Regions from separate parts of the Homo sapiens genome. Here region 1 is linked to region 2. The links are chromatin contacts, found by Hi-C in ENCODE. All regions are on one chromosome and are shown on one strand. The core of a region is the stretch at or near the end of the contact, and the rest is flanking DNA. Distances in the headings are between cores, read along the strand shown. Region 1 holds the start of BUD31 (BUD31 spliceosome associated protein). Region 2 holds the start of ZNHIT1 (zinc finger HIT-type containing 1).

What was found. Hi-C counts contacts between places; a loop is a spot of excess contacts on that map. Pooled maps may share reads with other maps.
Region 1: a pooled map shows a loop between it and region 2 (17-fold over the local background). The contact joins the promoter of BUD31 here to the promoter of ZNHIT1 in region 2. A Hi-C loop is called at or near these places in 6 of 50 pooled maps.

What each region holds. Positions count from the first base shown.
Region 1 is chr7:99,407,334-99,412,461 of GRCh38, forward strand. It overlaps BUD31 (BUD31 spliceosome associated protein), which reads left to right and starts at 1,636. Exons shown (of 6, transcript NM_003910.4): 1 at 1,636-1,912; 2 at 2,701-2,836; 3 at 3,731-3,853. The coding sequence starts at 3,760. It overlaps PDAP1 (PDGFA associated protein 1), which reads right to left and starts at 1,264. Exons shown (of 6, transcript NM_014891.7): 1 at 1,203-1,264. The coding sequence starts at 1,215. MIR12119 (microRNA 12119) reads left to right here and starts at 1,839; the gene lies at 1,839-1,931. It overlaps LOC124901707 (a long non-coding RNA gene), which reads left to right and starts at 4,612. Exons shown (of 2, transcript XR_007060451.1): 1 at 4,612-4,650; 2 at 4,856-4,962. RefSeq lists a silencer at 1,033-1,092 and an enhancer at 1,303-1,692.
Region 2 is chr7:101,215,642-101,220,942 of GRCh38, forward strand. ZNHIT1 (zinc finger HIT-type containing 1) reads left to right here and starts at 2,524. Exons shown (of 5, transcript NM_006349.3): 1 at 2,524-2,576. The coding sequence starts at 2,555. PLOD3 (procollagen-lysine,2-oxoglutarate 5-dioxygenase 3) reads right to left here and starts at 1,940. Exons shown (of 19, transcript NM_001084.5): 1 at 1,525-1,940; 2 at 1,054-1,145; 3 at 769-905; 4 at 522-685; 5 at 267-379. The coding sequence starts at 1,633. RefSeq lists enhancers at 1,046-1,568, 2,117-2,236, 2,330-2,871 and silencers at 1,367-1,486, 1,547-1,596, 1,737-2,016.

The sequences.
Region 1 (5,128 bases), core at 386-2,885, 1.8 Mb before region 2:
CTTCGGAGGGAGGATGGCTCATTCAGCAACCTCCTTTTACAGATGAAGGGACTGGGGAACAATAGCAGAGAGACTTTTCCAGCCACAGAATAAATCAGTAGAGAGCTAGGTTTAAACACATTTAGCTCTGTAATGCCCAATTATCTCTGGAGTCAGGAAGCGATTTAGGTTTGAAAACGCTACAGGCAGATGTTTCTGTGGGTTGAGTGCATTAACCAATATAACACATGAGCTACCAACACAAATATATTTGTTCTGTGCCAGGAGGTGGCCAGGCACTTTATGAGCGCTATAATTTTACCACCCCGGCCCCAATTCAACAAGCTAAGGATTAGCCCAGTGTTTCAGATGAGGAAGAGGTTAACTTGTTCAGGGCCACAGAATTAGACGTGACATAGCTGGGATTCAAACTGGGGACTATCGATTCTAAAGGGGGAAACAGGATAGAGAACGGGCTAGAAGATAGAGGACGGGCTACAATGGACTGGGCAGTCATGAACCTACTTACAAGATCAAGAGCTGGCAAAGCCTTAAAAATAAGAATAGTTACTGCTTCACTGGGCACTTTTAACGACTGCCTGGCACTGTACTGCGCACTCCACGTGGATTACCTAGTTGAAGCCTCCCAACAGTACTAAGAGGTAGGTACAATCGTTATTCCCATTGGCAAATGAGAAAACGGAGACACAGGAGGTGGAGCGACTGGCTCAAAGGAACACACCGAGCCGCTACCGAACGGGGGAGTCGAAACCAGGTCTGGAAGGCTCATGGGCATCTCCTTAAGTCCTCCTAGGCAGGCCTGGCTGAACCGAAGCCAGAAAAAGCCCACGTTTTACGCGAGAGGCAGGCGGGCCCGGCACAAGCGCGGGACGCGGTGACTCAGTTCCTAGCCAGCCAAAGAGTGGGATAAATTCCAGAACCCCTAGACCCGGAGAAGCGCATCCTAGATCCGGCTTTCTAGGCCGGCGAGGACCCAGAGCTTCCGAAACTCCTCAGACCACTGACGGAGTGACTCTGGGACACCACAGTCCTCAGTTTCCCCATCGGGACAATTGGGCGTCGAGGCCCAGGCCTGGCTCTCAGCCGGTGCGGACAGCCTCCCTCTGCGCTGCTCTCAGAGACGCGCACGGGCTGAGGGGACAGCGGAAGCCGGACCTGGGCCGCCCCTCCAGGCCTGCGGGCCACCGGCGCCCGCCCCTCACCTCCTTTAGGCATTGCGGCTCCGGCGGCTGCGGCGGCGGCGGCGGCGCCTCGAACTGACACCGGAACCGGAAATAGCTTGGGCTCGACTTCTTCCTCCTGGGCCAGCCGCCGCCGCCGCTTCAGTGGCCGCAGTGGCCGCAAGGACCCGGACCTCAGGGAGGCCTCCGCACGAAGTCGGACCGTCCTGCGCGCCGCCTAAGTCCAGGCTTGCCCGTCTGCTGCCAGGCAACAACGCCCCTAGTCTCTCCGTTCGGGAAGACGCGTGGCCCTGCCTGCCACCCACCGGAAGTGAGGGCAAATGGCAACAGCGGCTCTGGAATTCTATACAGGCATTGCTGAGGACACCTAAGATGACGCAATCTCCGCGCGGGTAGGGCGGGGCTCCGCAAGGACCTCATGCCTTAGAGATCGCCTGAAGAGCGGAAGCCTTCTGTCGAGAAGCAGCTACCCAAGCTCCAGGAGCTTCCGGTATGTGTTTTCCCTCTGTTCTCGATTACCTTGGCAACGGCTGAGGCGGGAGACCGGTGGTCTGCACCGTCCTGGAGGGAGATATGAGTGGCTGGACTCTCAGCCAGCCACTGGGATGTGTTCGGGCTTTGGACCTTGAGGCCGGAGAGAGCTCCCGAGAGGAGGCGGCGCCACGTTCGTTCTTCTGAGGGGACGGTAGATTTGGGGGTTTTCCTCTAGGATTCTCGCGCCGTTTCCTCTGGTAGGAACGTCTTCTGTGTTCTGATTGTTTTTCTAAGCTGGGTTCAGATGCTGTCCTTTTTATGAGTTTTCCCTACAATCCTGCACTATCTTCCTTCGCTCCTCCTCGCCTCCTTCCCCTAGCGCCCCAATCTCTCTTACACCTCCCGGCACATCTTTCTTCTCGATCTGATTACCTCCTACGTCCTCTTTCTCCTCGATCTGGTTACCGCCTACCATTTTCACCTCCGAGAGGCCTCTTCTGACTTCCAGGCTGGATCAGGGCCCTCGAATTTCCCTGGGTCGTAGAAAAGCGATCATTCTCTTGTCACAGACTATGCGCCTTGGGGCCGAGACCAGAATTCACCTATTTTTAGCTTCAGCGTAGGGGAGACTAGTGCGAAGACCACTGATTTGGGAGTCAGGAGCCCTCCAGAGTCAGGTTTTGCAAATTCTCAGCTGTGTGACCCTGATTCTACCTTATAGAGTTTGATTCCTCCTCTATATGGTTGTTTTAGAGAGTTCATGAGAGGAGGCTCTGTGGGCGGGGGGGGGGTGGGTCTTTGTAAAGTGTCAGTACAGAAGGGAGTGACTGAATGAATTTGAGAGAGATGAATCTGTTATGCTGAAAGGTAAATACTTAACCTGGGTTCTCTCTGGCAGCAAGGAAATGCTGTGTGGTTTGAAAAACGCTTTGCTATTTAGATTGGGATCGGCCTCTTGTATGGGAACTACCTGACTTTATGTAATATGTTGTTTGGTGTGAAAGAGACCTTGGCAATCAGCCAATCCACTGCCCTCATTTTACAGAAGAAACAGGACCAGAGAGGGAAGGTGACCTGAAAGTCACAGAATAATTTTTTAGAGCTGAACAAGAATCCAAGCCTGCAACTGCAGAGACGAGAGATCTTTCTGCTGTCTATACTCTTGGAAAGCACATCCTAAGGTACTTTGATTTTACAGTCATCTTTCCCTTTTTATTTTATGTTTTGTTTTGTTTTGTTTGTTATTGAGACATGGTCTCACTCCGTCACTTAGGCTGGAGTGCAGTAGTGTGAACATGGCTAACTGAAGACTTTCAACCTCCTGGGCTCAAGTGATCCTCTTGCCTCAGCCTTCCGTGTAGCTCAGACCACAGGCACCCACCACCATGCTCAGTTAATTTTTTTGATTTTTTTTTTTTTTTGGTAGAGATAGGGTTTCACCTCATTGCTCAGACTGGTCTCAAATTCCTGGGCTCAAGTGATCCTCCCATCTCAGCCTCCCAAGGTGCTGGCCAAGACCAGAATTACAGGCATGAGCCACCGTGCCTGACCTTCCATCTTTGCCTTTTTAAATACTCACCCCCATGGCTCCCCGAGTCACAGCCCTCCTTATACTCTATTGTAATTGCTTTTTCTCTTGTCTGTCTCTTTGCTAAAATGTCACCTTCTAAGGGGCAAAGGCTTAACTTTTGTTCTGTGTTCCCAACATCCAGTATAGGGTTAAGCTTTTAGTTGAAGTTAGCTAATGACAACAGCAAATGTCTCTTAGGCACACATTATACACCAGGCATGATAGATACAATTCTAATGAAGTCTTTGCAATGACCACATAAGGTAGCTTCCATTATCCCCATTTTACAGATGAGGAAACAGAGGCTTAGGAAGGTTAAGTACCTTTCTGAAGATCACAGCGGGTAAGTAGCAGAGCCAGGATTTGAACACAGTCTGGGTGCTGAGCCCTGTCCCATAGCTGTGACCCTATGCTGACTCAAGGAAGTCAGCCTGTACCGAAATAATGGCTGGCAAAGGCCTTTGGGGATTTGAGACTCAGAAACCAATTCATTTTTTTCCCCCAGATCTTTGCAGATTATCCTGTGGAAGGAAAATGCCTAAAGTCAAAAGAAGCCGGAAAGCACCCCCAGATGGCTGGGAGTTGATTGAGCCAACACTGGATGAATTAGATCAAAAGATGAGAGAAGGTGAGTAGGGGAGTTCCTGTCTGGGTGGGCTGGGTCCAAGGGTCACAGGCTTAGATGCCCCCAGGGGACAGGCATAAATGCAAATATAAAAAGAGAGTGGTCTACTAACACTGACATGTTGTGTTTGCTTATGAACTTGGGGAAATACTGTAAGTGCCCGAAAATAAGATAACATTAATGAAAAGGTCCTCAGAAAAGGTGTTTTTTTTTGTTTTTGTTTTTGCCAACTCGAATATAAAAGGTTATGAAATATAGATCAAATAGTCTACCTATAGTTATTTACTATTTTGGTTAGATATATATTTAAAATCATACAAAATATATTTACTTGGAAGTGCTATTCCTTTTCAGTATCATCGATTAGTCTTTGCCGCATCTGTTTTCTGTCACTTCCTTGTAAATGGCGTGTGATCCTGCTTTGTGAACCCGTGTCCTATGCTGTCTTTGGAAATTTTATCTGAAGCCACAAGCATCTGTTGGCCTTATATGATCACAGTGTGGCCACTTACCAATTGACTTTTTTATTTTTATTTTTTGAGTTGGAGTCTTGCTCTGTCTTCCAGGCTGCAGTGCAGTGGCGTGATCTCGGCTCACTGCAACCTCTGCCTCCCGTGTTCAAGTGATTTTCCTGCCTCTCAGCCTCTCGAGTAATTTGGATTACAGGCATGCGCCACCATGCCCGGCTAATTTTTGTATTTTTAGTAGAGATGGGTTTCTCCATGTTGGCCAGGCTGGTCTCGAACTCCTGGCCTCAAGTGATCCACCCACCTCGGCCTCCCAAAGTGATGGGATTACAGGTATGAGCCACTACACCCAGCTGAAGTTACTTTTTAAAGTAGCTTTTGAAATGCTTGCTTGTAACTAACCTAATCATGGTTATTATGAGGTCGTACCTCCAGCAGTAATTACTAAATTAAATCAATGTTAAATTACTTTGCCCCTTTTTAAAAAAACTGTTCGTACCAGATAACTTCTATTAAATACTCAGTACTTGTTTTGCAGTTTAGATTTGGATGGGCCTATTGCAGTAATCACGGTCATTTTGGGCTGAGAGATGTCTTCCCGAAACAGCTCTTTATCAAAATAAAGGAAATGGGAGCATGCTGGAATAGAAGAGATTTTGCAAGTCCTTGAAAGTAAATTAACTTCATCTTCTAAAGGGTGACTTTTGAGGGAAGGAGGAACCCTACTTTGTGTTTAGATATTCTTTACCTCCAGACAGAAGTATTCTTTGTTCTGTTTTCTTTTTGTTTTTGTTTTGAGACAAGGTCTCAC
Region 2 (5,301 bases), core at 1,274-3,773:
ACACCATGAAGCCTGGCTAATTTTTTCTTTCTTTTTTTTTGTAGAGATGAGGTCTCAACTATGTTGTCCAGGCTGGTCTTAAATTCCTGGACTCAAGCAATCCTCCTGCCTAAGCCTCCCAAAAGTCTTGGATGACAGGCGTGAGCCACCACGCCCAGGCACACATTTTTCTCTTTGCAACCCCCTTTGCTCCCCAAATCCCATTCAGCCTGAGGCCTCCACTCCCACAGAGCTGCGGGATGCGCCCACTCCTCTGCCTTCCCTACCCTCAGTCCTGGGTCCAGGTAGAGCCGTGTGTAGAACAGCTGGTCGTCGTCATCATCCTTGTACTTCCACTGGCGCACGATTTGGTGGATGGTGGTGGCAAAACCGATGAATCCTGGCGGGGAGGGGGAGTGTTGACCTCGAGACTCCCAGGGTCCCAGGGCCTGTCCCCCAGGCTGTCTCCAGCCCTCAGGCGCCTTTAACACTCTGTGTCCCACCGCTCTTGGCCCCTCTGCCTTGGGCACTCTGCCACTCACCACCAGAATTGAGGAAGCGCTTCCCCGTGCCCACCTCAGGGTACTGCTCCGCCAGCCCCCACTCGGGCCAGCAGAAGCTCTCTGCAGAGAAGAGCAGGCGGCTGCCACTCTGGACGAACTTCTTCAGCAGCTCTGTGGGGCTGCCGGCCAGAATCACGTCGTAGCTGGGTGAGGAAGGGGAGGATGGGCAGGGGTCCACTGGGAACCTCAGCATCCTTACCCCGCTCCCTATCCCCAGCCCCGTTACCTATCCACAAACATGATGATCATATCCTCCCGGTCAGCGTATTTCTCCATTTCCTTCTTTAACCACCGGACCTTCTGTCCTCCACCAACTGTTCGAGCCACATCACCCCCTCGCCACTCCTCTCCCAGGCCCAGGGTCTGTGGAGAAGATTGCCCCGTGCCAGGCAAGGGGTGGGGAGTTGTGGGGGGAACTCCTGACCAGGCTTACCGTGGGGACCTGGGCATCCAGACTTCAGCCCACCCCTCCTGCTGGGACCCCCTCCCAGGGGCCTTTCCCTCTCCTCACCCGCACAGTGTAGTTGAAGAACTCCGCAGAGCGCAGGAAACGCAGGTACCCCTCGGTTTCAGCTGTGGCCACAGTGATCACCAGCAGCTTCTCTGTTACCAGAGGGAAATGGCACTTGAGATCCACCGCCCAGCTCCGGGCCTCACGTGCTTTGCTGTCCTCCCTCTCACTCGACTTCCCTCCCTTTCTTCCTTCCCATTCTTAAACTCTTCTCACCCAGGAACACTCTGACCCCAAGGAGGGCAGGGTGGGAGTGGTGCCCAGGAATTCCGAGTCCCTTTGCATAGGGAGGCTGGAAACCCCAGTTCAGGGTAGTGATGGGCGAGGGGCTTGGCGCGACTCAGCCTCAAGAGCACGCTGGGCGGGGGACGGGCCAGACACCTCCTCGAGCCTCCGACCCTCTCCGGGCCAGGCTGGCAGGCACGCCAGCCTCTGCCCCCTCGGCCGTGCCGGGCCTCCCCGGGATCTCACCTGGGTTGACCGGGTCTCGGCCCCGGGGCCGGTCGGAGGCTGAGGCCGCAGGGGGCAGCAGCAGCGGCAGCAGCAGCAGGAACCGGGGTCCAGGCCCCGAGGAGGTCATGGTGGGGAGCGGGCCCAGACAGCACCCAGGATCCTGGGATCTCCGCTACGCGCCTGGATCCCAGCTCCGGAGGGGAGCTCTGGAAAGGGGGCGCTCGGGCTGCTGTGCGGCCGCCGCGGGGAGCAGCTTGGCTGGGGCTACGCCCTGAAAAAAAGGCGTATCCGGAGGCTACAGAAAGCTCCAGATGCCGGCGCCACAGACAAGGCGAGGATTGTCCCGGGCGCACGGGAGGCGGGGGAGGGGCGGCGGCTCGGGCCGGCGGGCGGGAGACAGGGACTCTGGGCTGAGCCAGCCGCTTGACACATGTGGAAGCTGAAACCTGGACAGGGGAAGTGACCCCTGGCGGAGGGTCGGGCGGGACGCGGGGGCGGGTCCTGGCCGCAGCCCTGCCCAGAGAGTGCGGGCGGAAGACGGGGAGAGCGAGAGGCTGGCGGCGACAGGGAGGGAGGAAGCCTAGGAGTCCGCCGCGGGACGGAGGCCTGGGGGAACTGGGAGTTCAGCTTTCTGCAGAGGGCCACTAGGAACCTCGGATTGCCCACGGAAGCCAGCCACTTTCTTTGACAGTCCAGCCCACCTCCTCTTCTGCCCGGAGAAGCTCCAGGGGCTGCCTTTGTGATCACAGCATCTTCACAAGGACCAAAGGAAAATAAGATTTCTTGTAAGAACACCGTGACCACATCTTTAAAATGACCCATTTCGTGGCTCCCACAAGATTTACACCTCCACACTGAGGCCGGAAGTGGTTTTGCCCCTATAAAACATGGCGAAAAGCTTTCTTGTCTCCAAGGAAACGCCACGTAATGAGTCAAAGCTGTGGCGCACGCGCAGAAGTACAAGCTACCGGAAGTGATGGCGCCCCTACTAAAGCCTTGGGGTTAGTACGCGTGCGCAGCAGTTTCTTCCGACAGTTGTGTTGTGCCAATGGTGGAGAAGAAAACTTCGGGTATGTGAGCCCCCGCGGTTCGCCCCCTTCCCCTTCCCAAGTCAGTCCTAGAATTTTCTTACCTAGTCATTCCTCTTTTTTGGTCTCGCTCTTTCGCCTAGGCTGGAGTGCAGTGGCATAGTCATAGCTCACTGCAGCCTCGATTTCCTGGGATCAAACCATCCTCCCACCTCAGCCTCCGGAGTGGCTGGAACTGCAAGCATGAGGCCCCACGCCTGGTTAATTTTTAATTTGTTATGTGGTGACGGGCTCTCGCTATGTTGCCCAGGTTGGTCTCCAACTCTTGGCCTCAAAGCGATCCTCCTGCGTGGGCCTTCCAAAGTGCTGGGATTACAGGCGTGAGCTGCCGCGCCCGGCCCCAGCTATTCCTCGTAAATCCCTTCCTCAGCCCTCGGGTCCTGGCGTTGACCCTTCATTCACGTTTTATTGGTGCCTGCTCCAAGCCGGGCGCTGGGGATGAAGAGGAGAAAGACCCCTCTTATCCAAGCATTGGCTTTTTCTGGAAGGGGGGCAGAAACGCAGACCTAACACTGTATTTTACTGTGATTTGTGATTTGTGCTATGGCAGAGGGAAGCACAGCGCCTGGGAACAGGGAGACGTGGCATCTAGCCCAGGTTCTGGGAGGCAGGGGACTGTGAAAGCTTGAAGGAAAAATGAAAAAGCTTGAATTGAGTCTTGAAAGTCTAGTTAGGGTTTCTCTCAGTGGGAACCTCACGTGCAAAGGCAGTGAAGCAAGAAAAAGCAAGTCGCTTAGGAAGCCAAGTTCACAGTTTGGATCTTACAGAGTAATAAGAAAGGATCGAAGGCTGGGGAAAGGTTACATTTTGAAAGGCATTATACACACTGCCCAGGAGTTTGAACTCTGTAGGGAAACACTGGAGAGCCAGCAAAGACTTTTTTTTTTTAGACAGAGTCTTGCTCTGTCACCCAGGCTGGAATGCAGTGGTTCTATATAACTCACTGCAGCCTCAACCTCCCATGCTCAAGTGATTCTTCCACCTCAGCCACCTGAGTAGGTGGAACTACAGGTGGGTGCAGGCCACCATGCTGGGCTAGTTTTTATATTTTTTGTTGAGATGGGTGTCTCACTATGTTGCCCAGGCTGGTCTTGAACTCCTGAGCTCATGTGATCCTCCTGCCTCGGCCTTCCAAAATGCTAGGATTACAAGTATGAGCCACTGCGCTTGGCCCTTTTAGTTTTTCTTTCTTTCTTTTTTTTTCTTTTTGAGACGGAGTCTTGCTCTGTCCCCCAGGCTGGAGTGCAGTGGCGCAATCTCGGTTCACTGCAAGCTCTGCCTCCCGGGTTCACACCATTCTCTGGCCTCAGCTTCTGGAGTAGCTGGGACTACAGGCGCCCGCCACCACACCCAGCTTATCTTTTGTATTTTTAGTAGAGACAGGGTTTCACCATGTTAGCCAGGATGGTCTTGATCTCCTGACCTCGTGATCCACCCGCCTCGGCCCCCCAAAATGCTAGAATTACAGGCATGAGCCACTGCGCTTGGCCCTCTCAGTTTTTCAAAGGCATCGCAGTCTCCCAGCCATCAGTTTTTTCATGTTGGCCTCAAGGTCTGAAATACCCCGCTGTCTCCCCTAGCCAGGTCATTCACCAGTTAGGCCTTAACCTAGACTTACCTTCTTCTGGGAAGTCTTCCCTGACTACTCCAAGGCCAGGTTGGGTGTTTCTGTCCTGGGCTCTGCAGCACTTTATACTTCCGTATCCTAGCCTACTCCATGCTGTACTTACTGTGTTTGTTTCATTAATCATTTGTGTTTGCCACTGGACTGTAAGCTTTGGCATCCCTAAAACCTAGAGCACTGCCTGGCATTTGGAGGGGAGACAGAGTAGTACAGTGATCATAATCATATTTTTTTTTGTTTGGTTGGTTTTGGGTTTTTTTTTTTTTTTTTTTTTTTTTGAAACAGGGTCTTGCTCTGTCACCCAGGCTGGAGTGCAGTGGCACAAACACAGCTCACTGCAGCCTTGAGCTCCTGGGCTCAAGCAATCCTTGCGCCTCAGCCTCCTGAATAGCTGGGACTACAGGTGTGTCCCACTACACCTGGCTAATTTTTGTATTTTTTTTGTAGAAACATGGTTTTGCCATGTTGCCCAGGCTGGCCTCGAACTCCCGCGCTCAAACAATCCACCCACCTTGGCCTCCCAAAGTGCTGAGATAACAGGCATGAGCCACTGCGCCTGGCAAGGTCATGCTTTTTGATGCTGGGTAGTTCTTTGACTCCTGACCTGGCCACTTGTTAGCTATGTGAACTTTGGACACATTTCTTAATCTCTGAATGTTGGTAAATTGGGGATGATGATACTGTCCCATACAGCTGTTGTAAGGGTTAAATGGTTCAAGTGTTGCAAAGAGCTGAGCACGTGCCTGGCTCATAGTAAGTGTCCAACAAGTGATAGCTACTGGGGCTGCTGCTGTTATTATTATGCTTAACAGGTGGTTAATGAATAAAGAGATATATTATGCAAAATTATCAGAATCTGGCAAACAGCTGATAAGGCAATGAGGAAAGAGGTTTTTTGTTTTTTGTTTTTGAGACAGGGTCTCTCTCTGTTGCCCAGGCTGGAATGCAATGGCGCGATCTCAGCTCGCTGCAACCTCCACCTCCCGGGTTCAAGCGATTCTTGTGCCTCAGCCTCCCGCGTAGCTGGGATTACAGGCATGTGCCACCACACCCTGCTAATTTTTGTATTTTTAGTAGAGACAT